Regions from separate parts of the Homo sapiens genome. Here region 1 is linked to region 2. The links are chromatin contacts, found by Hi-C in ENCODE. All regions are on one chromosome and are shown on one strand. Each heading gives the region's core, a stretch centred on a gene start or an enhancer-like site at or near the end of the contact. The rest is flanking DNA. Distances are from core to core; before and after follow the strand shown.

The links. A loop is a pair of places that touch in the nucleus more often than their neighbours do. Pooled maps may share reads with other maps.
Region 1: a loop to region 2 is called in a pooled map of psoas muscle, with 5 times the contacts of the local background. The contact joins the promoter of CLPTM1 here to the promoter of COQ8B in region 2. A Hi-C loop is called at or near these places in 2 of 50 pooled maps.

The regions. Positions count from the first base shown.
Region 1 is chr19:44,954,066-44,957,138 of GRCh38, reverse strand. It overlaps CLPTM1 (CLPTM1 regulator of GABA type A receptor forward trafficking), which reads right to left and starts at 1,759. Exons shown (of 14, transcript NM_001294.4): 1 at 1,672-1,759. The coding sequence starts at 1,743. RefSeq lists a silencer at 1,507-1,836.
Region 2 is chr19:40,715,211-40,718,239 of GRCh38, reverse strand. COQ8B (coenzyme Q8B) reads left to right here and starts at 1,354. Exons shown (of 15, transcript NM_024876.4): 1 at 1,354-1,653. It overlaps ITPKC (inositol-trisphosphate 3-kinase C), which reads right to left and starts at 1,128. Exons shown (of 7, transcript NM_025194.3): 1 at 1-1,128. The coding sequence starts at 1,104. RefSeq lists silencers at 878-1,237, 2,558-2,607 and an enhancer at 1,808-1,887.

The sequences.
Region 1 (3,073 bases), core at 510-3,009, 4.2 Mb before region 2:
TCCCCTTTAGCGCAGTTGTTCTCACGCAGGGATGGCTTTGCCCCCCTGCTCTTGGAACATTTGGCAATGTCTGGAGACATATATGGTTGTCACAACTGGGGAGGGGCGTGGATCCTACTGACATCTAGTGCGTAGAGGCCACGGATGCTGCTAAACATCCTAAAATGCACAGGGCAGCCCCCCAAACAAAGCATTATCCAATTCAAAATGTTGATAGTGCCGAGCTCGAGAAATCCTAGTCTAGTCTGAAGAAAAGTGTCGGATCGTGCAAGACTGTGATTTATTAAAGAATTTGTACTTTGTCCTAAAGGCAAAGGGGTAACTCTTGATTGTTTTTAAGCAGAGTTGGTACAAGAGAAGATCAGAGTGCCATCTGGAAGCTCAGGGCAATGAGAACAACCTGGGCCCTGGTCTCTCAAGCCACCATCAACCCAATAATCAACAGAAACCCAGAGGGGAAACGACCTCCTTTCAGCAAGACTGGGAAACCCTTGAAGACAGGAACTGAGCCTTCATTCCAGCACTAACTCAACAAACATTTCCTAAGCTGTCCCTGAAGCCAGGCCCTGGCTGAGAATGCTGAAAAGATTCAGAGCAGATACAGTGGGCTCTATCACACAAATTTCATCCATGTGTCCTACCCAAGTGATACCACTTGCTCTTTCTCTGGGCTCCCCCAGTCCCTGACACAGACTTTTGTCACCAACCTAATCATTCAGGATTACAACTGTTTACATGTCAGTCTCCTCTCTTCGTCCCCTGACAGCAGGGATATGGCTGGCCCTCCTGTCCAACCTCTGCATTTAACACGGGAGAGATAAAGGCCTAAAGAGGGAAAGGAACTTGCCCAAGGTCACACAGAGAGTCAGCTTCATTCTCCCCTCTCAACCCGCACTCCTTTCCCCTGAGCTGCCTCCCACATGTCAGTGACATCCCAGTGGGTGGGTCGACAGCACCTTCATGTCTCTCCATCTATTCCCCAAATGCCTGAACGGTAGCTGCCTGAAATGGTATGCTCTGCAGTGTGTTAAGACAGCAGTGGGGCAGAAGTCATCCGCACCAGGACTAATTAACCCATAGAACTATTTTACATTAAAACCACAACCATACCAGTCCCTGTGTCAGCAGTGTCTTGTAACTTCTACATAAAGTTACAAACCTAACCAGGATGACCTTCTAGAAGCGCCTTAGTCTCACTGTTCCTTGAATTCCCGTCTGTAAAATGGGTCTGTCGGCCGTGCCCTGCTAATACTGACTTCCCCACAGCTAGAAAACTCCCAATTAATCACTGCGCACACCTCAAACACTACAACGAGACCTGAACGCCAGACCACTCTAGGAACGGCCTCAGAGCATGGAATCGCGGAGTTGAGAACCCAGCGCGCCAAGGTACAAGCCTGCGCCCCTCCGAGCCACTGTCTCCCCGGATCGAGCAATGAGCCTGGTGGCCGCCCGGCTCGAGCGTGCAGGGGAACCGACCCGCAACAGGGCCCTGTTCCCGGCACCGTCCGGCCTCCCGGGCGGTCCGGCCCTGCCTGGGCCGGGTATTCAAGGTCCCTCTGGCCAAGGAGCCCCCAGTGCACGGGATTCCGTGACAAGAGGTAGGACACGCCCCGTGGGAGGCCCCCCGGCTGGGGAAGAACCCCCTCAGTCCCCTCTCGGCCTCCGTACCTGACCGGAGCTGCCTCCCCCGGCCGCCACCACGGCGCTGCGGGCCCCGTCCGCCTCCTGCGCCGCCGCCATCTTCCCGCTCCGGGTCCCCGCCCCCGCCGCCAGCCCCGCCCCGTCCCCGACTTCGCAGCGCAATCGCGCGAGATTTCACGCTTTCCTAGCCCCGCCGGGCCACCCTATCCGGCAAGAGTGCCGCAGCCACGCCTCTCAGGAAGGCCACTTCCGGCTATGGAAGGACCAACCTGGCCACCGTACTCGTCTTTCTCCCAGCCCGTTTGTTTCCACCTAATAAAAACACTGTATGCTCCGAACTCCAGGACTTTCTCGGCCAGCATGTGCCTCCCGCAAGTTCTGTCCCTTCCGTCCCTTCACATTAACCCGCCTTTTCGGTTATATGAGCCTTTCGGGACATCCTGTCCGCTTCTCCCTGCCGATTCTTCGCGTCCTTTTCGTTCCATGTTTCTTGAGCTTTACCGGCCACTGTACGGCTTCGAACCACGCCCCTCTTTCGTCAGAGGAACCTTTCTGGCCACCGTATTCTGATTCGAAGAACTAGCCTTTTGCCCAGCACCCTTGTCTTCTGACCCCTCTTCCTAAGACAACTCTTTCGTTCAAGTCTCCTGAGCTCATATCCTTTCTGTGTTTTTAGAGTTCCAATTCCAGGGGTCTTACGGCCAACAAACCTCCGATGAGACCCTATGATACACCCCCAAGCCTTCGGACTGCCCTGCCTAGCACGCATGCGCGTTCCCTCAGTGGTCCAAACCTCGCATCCGTGGGCTAGGCTTCACGGGCTCTGAGAATTCCACAATTTTTCATTAGCTGTGTGTCTTCGTACAGCTCTAAACCCGGCCATCTGCTGAGAGACCCTTAGTTTGGAGAGGGTGTTACGGAGGCCCAGAGAGGACAAGACTCTCAGAGGCTGTTAACTGTTCACCCGTGAAATTGGGTGGATGTCTGGCCAGGGTTCTAACCCTTGTGGTGCTACTGACTGGATAAGATATCCTGGACAAGTGACGTCTCTCTCTCTCTTTTTTTTTCTTTTTTAGACGGAGCCTCACTCTCCCCCAGGCTGGAGTGCAATGGCGCGATCTCGGCTCACTGCAACCTCGGCTCACTGCATCCTCGGCCTCCCGAGTAGCTGGGATTACAGGAGCACGCCACCACTCCTGGCTAATTTTTTTTTTTTTTTTGAGACGGAGTCTCGCTCTGTCACCCAGGCTGGAGTGCAGTGGCGCGATCTCGGCTCACTGCAACCTCTGCCTCCCGGATTCAAGCAATTCTCCTGCGTCAGCCTCCCATTTTTTTTTTTTTTTTGTAAGTAGAGACGGAGTTTCACCGTGTTGGCCAGGCTGGTGACAAGTGACATCTATGTTTGAGCCTCAGTTTCTCCCCTTTTATA
Region 2 (3,029 bases), core at 105-2,604:
ATCCTCAGACTCGTCGAAAGAAGAGGCAGAGGAGAAGCCGCCGCTGCCCCCCTCAACCCGGGAGGGGGGTCCCACTGGCTGGGCCTCAGGCTCAGGGGTCTCAGGGGTAATGATGAGGCGGGGCACAGGGCACAGGGGGCTACACTTCAGGTGAGAGTACAGGTGAGTCAGCAATTCTCCAGGCTCTGGTTCCTCTAATGGGCCATCCTCAGGCTCTCCCAAGAGGCAGTCTGTCCCAGGTGCTGTCTGGGAACCGTCAGTGCTAGGTTGTGTCCAGGAGCCATCAGTATCCTGTTGTATTTGGAAACCACCAGTGCCAGGCTGTTTCCTGGCTGCTTCAGTATCCTGTTTTTTCTGGGAGCCATCAGTATATGGCTCTGTCCAGGGACCTTCAATATCCTGTTGTGTCCTGGAGCCATCAGTATACAATTCTTTCCAGGAGCCATCAGCACTTGGCTCTTTTGAGGGACAGGCTCCTTCTGGGTGAGTCTGGAGGCTGGAACTGTTCTGGTGGGTCCAGAGGTTATCAGCCCAGGACTTGACCCTCTCTGGCTGAGTCTGTGACCCATGCGTTTCCAGCTCTGTCCAGGGCCCATGAACCCCTGGCTGTGTCCAGGGGCTGGCCTCCTCGGGCTGAAACTGGAGGTCGGACCTGTGCGGATCAGTCCAAAGGCCATCTGTCCCGGTCTCCGTCCAAAGACAAGTCGTCTCCAGCTCTGACCAGCTCCATTCTAGATGCGTCCGGAGGCTGGACCTGTCTGGCTCCGTCTTTTGCTTGGGCCTCTCGGTCTCTACTCCAAGGCCAGCTGCCGCGGGCTCAGTCTGTCCGTCTGTCCAGAATTCTGCCTGCGGACTCTCTGTCCCCGGCGCAGGCCCGAGGCCGGCCCTCTCAGGCTCGCTGTGGAGGCTGGACCCCTCTGTCCGGGCCCAGGGCCCGCCCCCCTCCGGCCGCCCCGCCGGGGCCCCTGCGCCGGGCCCAGGTCGCTGCTGTCCCGGCTGCCGCCGCCGCCCTCCTCGCGGCGCCTCCAGTCCCATGCGGGCCGCCGCGGGCAGCGCCCCGGCCTCCGCCTCGTTCAGGCTCCCACGGCACGGGCAGCGCCTCATGCCCGCTCCTTCGGTTCGGGCTTCGGCCGACCCGGCCCCTCCTATCCCTTTAAATCCCGCGAGGGGTGTGGCTGGGGAGCCCCGACTCCCGGGTTCCGGCCCGCGGAGCTCCAGCCCGCCCCGCCGCGCAAGGGTTAACCGATACTCCCCTCAAAGGGGAAAGCCCCGAAGCCCCGCCCCACCGGACGTGACGGAACGGAACGAGACGGAGCCTTGTCCGACTCCGCCTCCCAAGGGGAGGGGGTTTGCCTCTGAGCATCCGAAGCGCGGCCAGGTATGCATCTAGGGCACCGGGGTCCTGGTGGCGCGCCAGTGGGCCCCCTCCCTCCACCCCTGTGACTAAACCACCCTCCCTACACGGTTGAATGACAAGTTCAACCTTCCCTAAAACCCCCGGTGACGAGTCCAGCCGCGCGCCCATTCTTCACGCAGGGGCGGGACGGACTTTCAAAGACTTGGAGTTCCCACGGGTGTGGGTTCGAGACCTTCCTCTGCCAGTTCCCAGCTCCGCTACCCTGAGCAAATGACTTACGCTCCATTGGATTTTCCGTAAGAAATCTCTGTCATGTATAGAGTACTTGTTCTGTATCAGACCCTGACACGATTTCAGTTCATTCTCCAAGGCTGAACAATAGGGATGCCAGGGCTCCATTTTACACGTGAGAACAGAGGCTCAGAGATCTGCCGGCCTCTACCCTTTGCTTGCAGCTACGGGGCTATCTGACATGATCTCATGTATGTGAAGCATGTGGCCCCGGGCCTGGCACTGTCAGTTGTAGCCCAGTAGGATTATTTATTGTCCTAGGTGATTTTGATATATTTTGCCCCCAAGGCTGAGCTGCCACCCAGCTCCTGAGTCAGCCGTTCACCTCTGAAGGGGGAGAGGAGGTGGTTTGTCTTGAAATTGAGTCAACTGGGGGAGACATTGGGCACAGGTCCAAGGCTCTAAAATGAGTCACCTTTTCACAGACCAATGAGAGAAATCGAAGGCAGGAGCCCACCTAGTACCTCATACAGGTTGGGAAGGAGAAGTCCAGAGAGGGATGAGGGCTTTTCTGAGGTCACACAGTACGGGAATAGAGACAAAGAGGCCTGATTCCCGACAAGAGGGGTTGGGGCAGCGGGGTTCTGTGGGGGAAGCATCGGCATCCCTCCCTCTCCCAGTGGTGGGAAAGATGCCCCAACCAGATGCCTCTATTCCAGACTGTGAGAAGTGGGTGAGTCAGCCTGTTGTGGGGAGAGCAGGCTTTCCAACGCGCGCGCGCACACACACACACACACACACACACAGAGAAAGAAAGATAGGATGGGAGGTGGTTTTCTGGGATGCCAAGGTTCCTGACTCAGCACTGGGAATCTTGGCTGAGTGTGTTCTGGGAAATGTCAGGCCTACAGGAAGCAGAGGGCTCCCAGTCGCACCATTCCGCAGGTGGGCGGGGAGCGGAGAGAACAGGGTGTGTGAGGGAACAGAGACTCAGTGTGCAAGTGGGGGGGAGGGTATGTACACGAGAGAGTTGAAGGCGTGAGCGGGAAACAGTTGGCAAGCAAGGCAAGGGATTTATATGCACAAGGAAGGAGGTTGGGTGCCAGAATGTGGGTGTTTGTGCAAAGTGGAGGGGCTCCATGTGCAAGGGAAATGTTTGCTGGGAAGAATGTGTATTCAAAGGAATTGTGTTGAGCCTGCCAGGGGTAAAAATAAGAAGGGGGGTTGGCAAGATATTCGTGCAGAAGAGAGGCGTCAGGTTTGTAAGGGAGACTTTGCAAGAAAGTGTAGGGAACAGAAGGGTCTGTCGCGTACAAGGCACTTTGAGGTGAGTGGAAGGGCAGACAGGGCACGCTTGCGCTCCCGCGATGCCTCAGCAATCCCCCCAGATGGGCCCCCGATGCCCACCTTAATTCCAGGCTCCATCGCTAGGGCCTCTCTC